Regions from separate parts of the Homo sapiens genome. Here region 1 is linked to region 2. Evidence: chromatin loops called from intact Hi-C (ENCODE). Cell type or tissue: PC-3. All regions are shown on one strand. Links, peaks and the distances in the headings refer to the core of each region. The heading gives the core; the rest is flanking DNA.

The links. A loop is a pair of places that touch in the nucleus more often than their neighbours do. Peaks named below come from ENCODE experiments on the same cell type or tissue, not always from the same donor. Only the 100,000 strongest peaks of a DNase experiment are listed, where the experiment ranks them.
Region 1: it touches region 2 in a loop (5-fold over the local background); 11 of 110 quality-filtered maps call a loop at or near these places.

What each region holds. Positions count from the first base shown.
Region 1 is chr12:27,701,319-27,707,118 of GRCh38, reverse strand. It overlaps MRPS35-DT (MRPS35 divergent transcript), which reads left to right. Exons shown (of 5, transcript XR_001749448.2): 2 at 2,195-2,381; 3 at 3,499-3,658. It also overlaps the pseudogene HMGB1P49. Among named protein-coding and RNA genes, the nearest start is that of MRPS35-DT, 6.5 kb to the left of the region's middle. RefSeq lists an enhancer at 1,620-2,131. In PC-3, for the core only: CTCF peaks have their summits at 1,610, 1,810, 3,063 and 3,267; a DNase peak (open chromatin) is centred at 3,258.
Region 2 is chr12:27,648,922-27,654,721 of GRCh38, reverse strand. It overlaps PPFIBP1 (PPFIB scaffold protein 1), which reads right to left. Exons shown (of 30, transcript NM_003622.4): 7 at 4,581-4,712. Among named protein-coding and RNA genes, the nearest start is that of REP15, 45 kb to the left of the region's middle. In PC-3, for the core only: a CTCF peak has its summit at 2,357 (motif pointing right); a DNase peak (open chromatin) is centred at 2,371; H3K27ac peaks cover 778 bases.

The sequences.
Region 1 (5,800 bases), core at 520-5,519, 52 kb before region 2:
GCCTGGGCGACAGAGTGAGACCTGTCTCAAACAAACAAAAAAAATATTTTCTTCAAACTTTGTGACCATGTAATCTAACACATCATAGAAGCTAGGCTGGCTTCATAGACATACAACGTGCCTGCGCTTGGCCTAATGCTTTGCTGTTGCTGTCTTAAAATTCTTAATACTTTTTTTAACAAGGAGTCCTGCATCTTCAGTTTGCACTGGAACCTACAAATTATGTAGCTGGTCCTGTGTAGAACAATTTTAAATATTAAGCTGTCTTACAATTGGTTTTTATTATATTTAAACCTGAATTAATTCAATAAAAGCTACTTTTTAATTTTTTATCTTTATGGATACATAGGAAGTATATATATTTATGGGGTATATGATATATATTGATACAGACATAAAATGTATCATAATCACATCAGGGTAAATGGGGTATCCATCACCTCAAGCGTTTATCCTTTGTATTAAAAAGCTACTTTTAATCAAAACTAACTTCTTTTTTTTTTTTTCTCTTTTTTGAGAAGGAGTCTTGCTCTGTCACCCAGGCTGGAGTGCAGTTGCACAATCTCAGCTCACTGCAACCTCCACCTCCGGGGTCCAAGTCGTTCTCCTGCCTCAGCCTCCCAAGTAGCTGAGATTACAGGCATGTGCCACCATGCCCAACTAATTTTTGTGTTTTTGGTAGAGACAGGGTTTCACCATGTTGGCCAGGCTGGTCTTGAACTCCTGACCTCAAGTGATCCGCCCGCCTCGGCCTCCCAAAGTGCTAGGATTATAGGCGGGAACCACCACACCCGGCCTTCAAAACTAACTTGCTTTATAGTAGGTGAACAAAGTATGTCTATTCACAAGTATGGTAGACAATATGCAAATATAAGGAATAGGTATAGAGACCTTGCAACCTAAATGTTCATCAAAACAGTATGGGTTAAATCTATTATGGTGTATTCATATAATGCAGAGTACTACTAATAGAGGCAGGTGGCAGAGAAATCCTAGGCAGACAGAGGTGGGTCTCCGGTGAAACCCGACCTTCAAGCCAAAAACAGTGTGAAGCCCATGGACCAGAGTGAGAACTTCTATTCCTGTTTGCCCACTCTCTCCCTATTGGTTCTTTCTGAATAATGTATTTTAACCAATCAAATGTTGCCTTTTCCAGTATTACCTACAGTCCACCCCACCGCCATCCTGTGCCTGTAAAGACCCCAGACTCAGTTGGTAGAGGTGGGAGATGGCCTGACTTCAGGGAAGAGACCTCCTGACCTCAGGGGAAGATGAACAGCCCTTCCCATCCCATCTCCAGCTCCCCTCTCGGCTGAGAGCTTTTTCATCGCTCAATAAAATTCTCTGCCCTCACTATCGTTCAATTATCAAGGGTGACCTAATTTTTCTTGGATGCTGGACAAGAGCTTGAGATCCAAGTGTGGGTACCCAGAAAGGCTGTCACACTGACCCTTTGCCCTGGTCAGCAGAGGACAGCCACCCCATGTGAGGGGGCCAGGGGCCAACCGGGCTGCTAACATGCTGCCATCCATCGGGCTGTGGATGGCAGAACTAAAAAAGCTCATCAGCACACTACCACCCCCTCTGGGGCTTTGGGGTCTCAGGCATCCTTGCCTGGGTGCCACTGCATTCCCCTCAAGGCGACACCACTGGTCTGGCTGCGGGCTCTGCACAAAGCTTTCTCCTGCGGTGGCGAAGTGGCAGGCTGGACCCTGGACTCACTCACTCATGTGCTCCCTCCCACAAGGGGCTGAGTGTGGTGGGCCTAGTAGACAGAGCGCCCCTGCTGGGAGTCCAGCAAAGGAGCCGAGAAAAATCCTGCATCACTACTTAAGATACCTGGGCCCCAATCCTGGTTAAACATTAGAATAACCTCAGAAGATTTAAAAAAAAAATTATCTGGACTCCCTCTGAGATGCTGATTAATTGGTCTAGATGTGTTTGGAGCACTAGGGTTTTGTTTTGTTTTTTGTTTAAGTTCTTCAAGTGAATCTAATATTGAGGCAAGATGGAAAACCACTGGTGTCAGCCTTAACAAGGATGAGGTGGATATAAATCTATTAGCATAGAAAATTGTCCACAATATATTGTTAAGTTTTTTTAAAATGCAGGTTATAAGGCATTTATGGATTATGTAATCTCATTTGTGTATTATATTTTTATTTTTATTTTTTTGCAATGCAAATTCTGGAAGGGTCAACAGCAAATTTGAGGCAGTGGATATGAGGATAGAGGAGACACTCCTGAAGACTTCACTTTCTCCATTTCTGTACTTGAATTTTTACACCAAGCATACAGCTTGAAAAAATTAAATGAGTATGCAGTATTTTAAAAATCAACAAAAGCTTCACATTTTAATTTTCACTTGAAAAAAAAACATGGTGAGTCTGATTTATGGCTTTCAGCTGTTTATAACATGAATACTTACAATTTATACTAGGTTCTCTGAAATTTTCGTAAGCTTACACTTCAGTATATAAAATATTTTCACAAGCTTTGTCTTCTTTGAGTTACGGTCATGTGCCACATAAAGACGTTTCAGTCAACCACTGTGCATATATGATGGTGGTCCCATAAGACTATAATGGAGCTGAAACACTCCTATTCCCTAGTGACATTGTGGCTATTGTGACATCATAGCACAATTACTTTATTGTTTTATAAATGTATCACAGCCTAAGTGAACAGTGTTTGTGAAGTCTACAGTAGCATACAGTAATGTCCTAGGCCTTCACATTCACTCACCACTCACTGATTCACCCAGAGCAACTTCCAGTCCTGCAAGCCCCATTTGTTGTAAGTGCCCCATATAAGTGTACTATGTTTTACCTTTTATACCTTATTTTTACTGTACCTTTTTTTGTGTTTAGATATGTTTAAATACACAAATATTTACCATTGTGTTCCAGTTGCCTACAGTATTGGTAAAGTAACATGCTGTACAGGCTTGTAGCCTAGGAGCTATGCCACATAGCCTAGGTGTGTAGTTGGCTGTACTGTCTAGGTCTGTGTAAGTACACTTTCTTATGTTCACAAAACAATGAAATTGCCTAACAATGCATTTCTCAGAACATATCCCCATTAAGCAATGCATGATTGTAGTTGAAGTCATTCCCATTTTACAAATAAGGAAGCAAAAAGTTAAGCCACTTGACTCTGCTCTTATGAGCATTGAAACTCAAATCCGCATCTGATTCCAAGTTGCATGTTCTTTACATCACCTCCTTCTTGAGAGTGTACTCCACACAGCATTCCTGCAGACAGGGGTCGCTATACACCGAGGAAACATTAATTGACTGAGGACTATAACCTCCCAGAAGCATTGAACATGGGAACCGTTATTACTTAACACTTTAAAAGATGCCACCTGGGCTTATTCATGCCCAGTTTACTGAAGGCAAAGGGCTAAAATGCTTTTTTAATTTAAAAAATTGTATTTGCTTAGAAGTATTCAGAATGTCAACAAAACAGCTGCAACTTCTTTTTTTTCAATTACAGAGTGGTACTCAGCAGAACAACAACTATATCGTATAAGCTGCATCAGAGACAAATGAAGATGAAAAAACTATCCTCCTATATAACTAATCTGTGCTGTGCCCCAACAAAGCCTGCTTTAAATTTCCGTGCCAATTACAACCCCCATTCTGTATCAGGCAAGGTTAGTGTCTATTAAAAATATCACCAGGACAGGGCTATCTTAAGAGACATTTTGTAATCTGTTAATTGTACAAAAAGACACTGTAATGTTTTTTGTTTGTTTCTGTTTTTGTTTTGTTTTGTTGTTGTTGTTGTTTTGAGATGGAGTCTCGCTCTGCCGCCCAGGCTGGAGTGCGGTGGCGCAATCTTGGCTCACTGCAAGCTCTGCCTCCCGGGTTCATGCCATTCTCCTGCCTCAGCCTCCCAAGTAGCTGGGACTACAGGCACCCGCCACCATGCCTGGCTAATTTTTTTGTATTTTTAGTAGAGACGGGGTTTCACCGTGTTAGCCAGGATGGTCTCGATCTCTTGACCTCATGATCCACCCACCTTGGCCTCCCAAAGTCCTGGGATTACAGGTGTGAGCCACCGCGCCCAGCTGACACTGTAATGCTTAAAAACAAATCTTACACAGCCTTACATTTCAATTTTTTTTTCTTTAAAAGGAGTGAGTTGTATACAGGGGTTGTTAAATTCTTTATAGACAAGAGAAAGACTGCTACAACCAACTCGTTTATCATCATCTTCTTCTTCTCCTTCCTCCTCATCCTCCTCTTCTTTTTTTCTTTTTTTTTCAGCCTTGGCAATTCCCTTTGTTGCTGCATGAGGCTTTCCTTTAGCTCAGTCTGCTACAATATCCTTTTCATATTTGTCCTTCAGCTTCGCAGCCTTCTTTTCATAAGGCTGCTTGTCATCTGCAACAGTGTCATTCCACCTCTCTCCCAGTTTCTTTGCAAAATCACCAATGTATAGGCCGGGATATTTTCCTTTGACTCAGGGGCAATACTCAGAACACAAGAAAAAAGCCAAAGGAGGCCTCTTGGGCTTTTTTTTTTTTTTTGCCTCTCTTTCTGGAGGGATATAGGTTTTCATTTCTCTTTCATAATGGGTCTTTTGCCTGAGTTTGCCAAGTCTTCAAATTTTCCTTTATAGCAGACCCGGTCCTTTACCTCTCTGGCACTTTTTGGAACAATCTGAGAAGAGGACAGAAGCATCTGGGTGCTGTTTCTTGTGCTCCTTCTGACAAGTATGCATAAAGAATGCGTATAATGACATTTTTGCCTCTTGGGATCTCCTTTGCCCATGTTGAGTTACTTTTTCCTCAGTGAGGCACCCAGTCATGCAGTGCCCACCTGGCAATCACATACCCTGGCACTGTTTCTCTAAAATGCTTTTCTCCATCTTCTGATTTCTTTGGATAAAGGAAAGTCAAAGACAAATTTATTTCTGTCCTTGCATATATTCTTATTATTCAAGACATTTGGAAATACAGCATCTAATTGTTACATGTTTCAAACCCCACATCCAATCATCAGCAAATGCTGTACACTTTACTTTCAACTACATTCTAAATCTGACCTCTTCATACCTCCTCTTGTACGAGTGTGGTCCAGGCCACCTTTTTCTCTCATCTGGGTGACTACAGCTTCCTAGCTGCTTACCTGGGTTCTGCTTCTCTTCTTTTTCTTCTACCATCAAGTCTCCCCCCAGTAATCAAGTGAGGGTTTGTTTGTTTATTTGAGACAGAGTCTTGCTCTGTCACCCAGGCTGGAGTGCAGAGGCACGATCTCGGCTCACTGCAACCTCCGCCTCCTGGGTTCAAGCGATTCTCCTGCCTCAGTCTCCTGAGTAGCTGAAATTACAAGCATGTGCCATCATGCCAGGCTAATTTTTATGTTTTTAGTAGAGACGGGGTTTCACCATGTTGGCCAGGCTGGTCTTGAATTCCTGGCCTCAAGTGATTCACCCACCTTGGCCTCCCAAAGTGCTGGGATTACAGGTGTGAGCCACCATGCCTGGCTTCAAGTGAGGCTTTTAACGTACAGGTCAGTCAAGACATTTCTCTCCCCCATCACTCAGAATAGTTGAGTCCTTACTTCAGCTTACAAGTTTGACCAGCTTGATGAGTTTGCTGGCTACTTCTGCAAACTCATCTCCCACCTCTCGCCTCCAGCTCACTCTGCTCCGTCCACGTCAGCCTCCTTTGCTATCCACATTCACATCTACTCCCATTCCAGGTCCTTTGCATTTGCAGTTCTTTGTGCCTAGAACACCCTTTCCCAAATGTCTGCACTGATGCTCAGTGTCTTCCTTCAGATTTCTA
Region 2 (5,800 bases), core at 339-5,338:
CTGTCCAAGAAGAAACAAGAAAGTACATTAGGAAAGTGGTAACACAGTTACCTATACCTATAAAATAGCAGCTTGGAAATCTTAAGAAGTCACCAGCTCCTAGGGTTAAAGTTGTATGAATCAGATGAGACAAATGGAAATAAATGTACCTCCTTAAGAACGAAGGCATCTTTCCATTTAAAACATTCCTTTAAATCCCCAATGCGTCTGCCCTAAAGTGATGGGCTTATGAAAATAAAAGGTGAGTATAATTTTGATTAAGAAAGGTAGTGTAATATCTATTATTTGTCAGATATTTCTATCCTAAAAATGACTCTATGCTATTTCACAGAGTGCTATTTCTATTCTATTTCATAGAATGCTATTTCATATTTTAAATATACCACATTCTTTAGTAAAGCCATTTACCTTTTGAACCTTCTCAATGATACATGGCTATTTTAAAAAATTTGTAATTTCTTCCTTTGTCCACAAAAATATGGATTGCTCGTCAACCCAATATGGGAGAATGAAATGAAAATTAAATCCTTTAAGCCATGAATCCTTAAGATTCCTGAAACAGCCAGGGAAATGTTTTATTTTTATTAAGTGAATAACAGGAACATGAGAATAGTCAAATCAGTTTTAATTTTGAGGACTATTTTAATTATCGTCATATATAACATCACAAAGTTTCTCAACTATTCTCTATTCTCTGGGTATGTGCATACATTTTAGCAATAGTGTTGAATTTTTATTAGGAGATTATCAGGGATTGAGTTTACTGTAAGTTTAATGACAATTTTCAACTGGAAAGTGGATGAGGGCCCTGCAGTTCACCTAATTTTATCATTAGAAAATGAAAGAGAAACCAATCCTAGTGTTTATATGACACAACACAATTCTGCACCTTTTCTACTGCCACTTTATTTTAGTGCTACTTTTTAAAGGACCAATTTGCTCACAAAACTTGTCCAAGAGCCCAGAGAGTAGGAAAGGAAATTAGAGTGTTAAGCAATATTAACTCCTCCAAAAGAGACACTCAAATACCCTGCATGGGAGATGACTTATTTTACTACAAGCCACAAAGATCCCTACAATGGTTACTATATTTTTGCTTCTCTCTCCCTCTCCTTTTTTTTTTTTTTTTTTTTTTAAGATGGAGTCTCACTCTGTCACCCAGGCTGGAGTGCAGTGCCGCCATCTCAGCTCACCGCGACCTTCGCCTCCAGGGTTCAAGTGATTCTCTTGCATCAGCCTCCCCAGTAGATGGGATTACAGGCACCCACCACCATGCCCAGATAATTTTTGTATTTTTAGTAGAGACGGGGGTTTTACCATGTTGACCTGGCTGGTCTTGAACTCCTGACCTCAAGTGACCCGCCCTCCTCGGACTCCCTAAGTGTTGGGATTACAGATGTGAGCCACTGTGCCCGGCCAGCTTCTCTCTTTTTACAAAGACATGCATGTATTCCTGCATCACAAATTCATAGACTACAGGACAAAATTATCCACGAATGCCAAAAATTACAAGTAGAACAATGCTATATGAAATAAAACTTTGTAAATAGAAATTATTTTAAGCTTCCAAGTGTAATGATTCAAGTTCACAAAGGCTAAGAGAAGGGATGCTACAATAAAATAACACTTCCCAGTAAACCCTTAGGCTTTTAAATTGTGGTCTCTTATAAAATGGGGCAAAATATTACCTATCATAGTTATACAATTACACCTTAATAATGGCACAATATTTCACTTAGATGATATCTATTTTCTTCTTATGAATTAGGTCATGAACTGTTTGACATTATTCAGCAACATATTTGTGATTCCTCAACTAACAGGTCAGAATTCAAGTCTAAAGAAAAAAATCAGCTTTTCCCAGTTATCTAAGCTAATCATCCTTGCATAATATGAGTCCTTAGTGATATTCATCAATATGATCTTTCTAAATATATATTTTCCTACTTTCTCATTGCTAAGAAATACCATTGAATTCTTATCTGCTATTGTATTTTACAGCTTCCTTTCTTCTTTGCTCGTGCAAAGAAGAAACCACTGAAAAAAATGGAATTGTAAACTGGGATAATTTATCTGTTTTAACAAAAAACTACTCAACTATATTTCATGGCAATACTTTAAATATGGTCTAAATTTCCAACCTGAAATAAATCACATCTTCCCCTGACAACACAAGCTGGAAAATCTGGAAATGGCTCCCTAATGTAAAACTTTAAAAAACAGAATACAAACTATTTCAATCAATTTCTTATCAGAAGTTCAGTCCTTTTAAAAAAGAAAATTCCTGTTCCCTTTCTCTTTTCCCTTTCAGAGAATTCAGGGCTCCTGCAGGAACTCAGTCTCTGACATGTATGCTCTTACCACAAGGGGGCACTGTTGAATGATGCTAATCATCTCCCATTAGCAATTCCAGGGACAAGTCCTGAATCTTCCAAAGTTTAAAGACTTGTACCCTCAGTCCTTTGGAAATGCCTATACTTCTTCCCCATGCCAATATTTTCTTGGAAATTAATATCCAAATATAAATCTAAAATTCTAAGAGAAAGTTAAATATTATGGATTCATGAAACACCCAGAAAAATATTTTTATTAAGGGGACGATAACAAGAACATGAGAATATTCAAGTTAGTTTAATGTTGAAGATTATTTTAATTATTTTCATATGTAACATCACAAAGTTTACCACATATGCTCTAATCTCCGGGTCTGTGCATACGTTTTAGAAATAACACTGAATTTTTATTAGATTATCAGGGATTGAGTGTACAGGAAGTTTGATGACAAGATCACTTTGTATGTGATTGAGAGTGCATGAGTGAAACAATGAAAAAGTGGGGAAAAGAGATTTGATTAAAAAAAGCAGCCAAACTCAAGGGATATAAATATTACCCTAGGCGCTTACAACAATAAGTAACACATCTACTGCAATTTAGCCCCAACATTTGGTTAACATCTCATATACAAATTAAGTTAACAACAGGTGAATATTTCCCCTTGACTTTGTGGACGCAATGTAGAAGACCACCTCTATCCATATCTACCATCAATTCTTCCCTGCAGCAGAGCTAGCTCCACTGCCATGTTGCCCATCTGTTGACTGAGTTTTACTATTACTTTACCCTGCGACTATGGGGTTAGGACCTGACAAAAAGAGGGGAAAGAGGAAAATATCAAAGAGATTTTTAGAGAAAATACAAAACCAAGAATTTTAAATTGGGTAACTTTCTAAGTCCTGTTTTAAGAGCCCCAGCTTCTATCAAATGAGAAACATGCTCACACAGGCAACTGACAAAGAGTTTTAAAATTAAAACATGGCTGGGCATGGTGACTCATGCCTGTAACCTCAGTGCTTTTGGGAGGCCAAAATGGGAGAATTGCTTGAGGCCAGGAGTTCCATACTAGCCTGGGCAACACAGTAAGATCCTATCTCTTAAAAAAAAAAAAAAAGATTAAAACATGAACCAAATGAAAGACTTCCTTTTGCTATGGAGGAAGCAAGACATATACCAAGACTTTCCACTGTAATTGAATCTTTGACAGAAAATTTAATTTTGAAAATAGCAGTGGAGTAAAACTTGTTATTTCCAATATAAAGAACTTTCCTATGGTGGATAATGTATGTAATGCCTGGTATCATGCTGGCTTATAGTCAGCGTGAAATACATGATTGAAATAAAAACAGAAGGGAAAAATAAGTAAACCATTTTCTCTCCTCTCTCCTTGGTACCCATTTTCTAATCCAGCATGACACCCTTCCATACTCCAACCAAGGAAACAAAATAGGAAGCAAAAAGGAGGGGAGATGGCTCTCAGAGAAAAGAAATTTCTGCAACTCTTTATACTTCATTTCAAATGTATGTTTCAAATGGATATGCTCTCTGTCTCCATCAAAAACCAACAGAGAGGTTAAGAACTTGCCAAATGTCACAAAGCAAACAAACTAGGAGGCCTGAATTAACAAAATAGAACAAACAATAAAGCTTGTTAAGCCACTAAAATGGATACTTCAAGTTACAGAATGTACCCTGATTTTTGTAGAAGTACAGTGAGTCTTATTTAATTGGAATGATTTACATGTGGAACAGACCAAAAGTAGAATGCCAAATTAAAAGACCTCAAAAAAGCTCTGTCTGTGATTTTGTGAGTATAGAATGTTAGCATGTTTTCTATACAGATTTTCAAAATCCAATTACATAGTAAATAATCAGTGTGCCTAAATAATAACTACTAGTGAAACCATGTATTTAAGCCCATTATTTACAAAATTAAGAAAAACAGTATGGATGGACGGATGCTCCAAATATCGTAAAGTCAAAAGTATTTCTAAAGGTTAATAAAAAGATTAATACTTCATATCAAAAGTCTAAAAATAAAAATTGCCATTAGCATCTAGTGATAAAAAGTCAATGCAATGAAAGATTATTCTTAAAATGAAGTAGGATGATGGTACGTAGTAATTAACTGCCTTCCTTGCACACCTCCAGGGAATTTCAACTTTGCCCTAGGAATGTATGTGTGTCAGAGACAAAGACAGAGTGACAGAGAGAGAGAGAGAGGGAGGAGAGACTGTATCACTCACCTCTGTGTCTCTGAACTTATCTTCATAATCCAATCTGTCCTTCTCTACAGCTGTCAGTTTCAACTTCAAGTTAGATATTTCAGCCATCAGATCCAACTTCTGAGTTTCTAAGGATGTCCTACTTAGAAGCTCCTATTATAATTTAACAGATACATTCAAGAAGTCTTTTATTATAAACAGGCACGTGAATTTACCTCATTTATGATCGCACAAAGCAGCACCTATCAAGTAGAGGATATAGTGAAGTATAATTACTGAATCTACACACTTTTAAAAAATTATTCACTTGAGGCTGGGCACAGTGGCTCATGCCTGTAATCCCAGCACTTTGGGAGGCCGAGGCAGGCAGATCGCTTGAGGTCAGGAATTTGAGAACCAGCCTGGACAGTATGGTGAAACCCTGTCTCTACTAAAAATACAAAAATTTGCCGGGCATAGTGGCGGGTGCCTGTAACCCCAGCTACTTGAGAGGCTGAGGCAGGAGAATTACTTGAACCCAGGAGGCGGAGGTTACAGGGAGCGGAGATCGCACCATTGCACTCCAGCCTGGGCAACAGACAGAGATTCCATCTCAAAAATAAAATAAAATAAAATAAAAAAGAACTATTCACTTTAGTTACCCTCCTTTGAACAGAAATAAGCACATGTCAGTTTACTGAGGGAGACATATGTTGTGTAGATACACATGCATAAACCATATATATACTTCAGTCTGATGATAACATTGATGATGGTGATACTATGTTTGCTATGTGCCAGGCACCGGTTGTAACAAATACTATTTCAATCCTCACAAAAAACTTATCAGGTAGAAATTCTTATTATCCTTAATCAAAAGATGAGGAAACATAGTAACAGAGAGGTTAGGAACTGGCCTAATGTCATACAGGGAAAAAGAAAAAATAAAAACACAGCAGGAATGGAAACCTACGAGGTTTTGCTCAAGTGCATACTCCATCCATGACCTTACAGAGCCTCTCCTATATGTTAGATATTTTCTTTTCTACTTGTGTGGCTACATAGTAGGAATATACATTTATGGGGTATATGTTTTGATACAGGCATGCAATGTGTAATAATCACATCATGGAAAACGGGGTCTCCATCTTCTCAAGCATTTATCCTTTGTGTTACAAACTATCCAGTTATATTCTTATTTCCAAATGTATAATTAAATTATTATTGGCTATAGTCACCCTGACGTGCTACTAAATACTAGG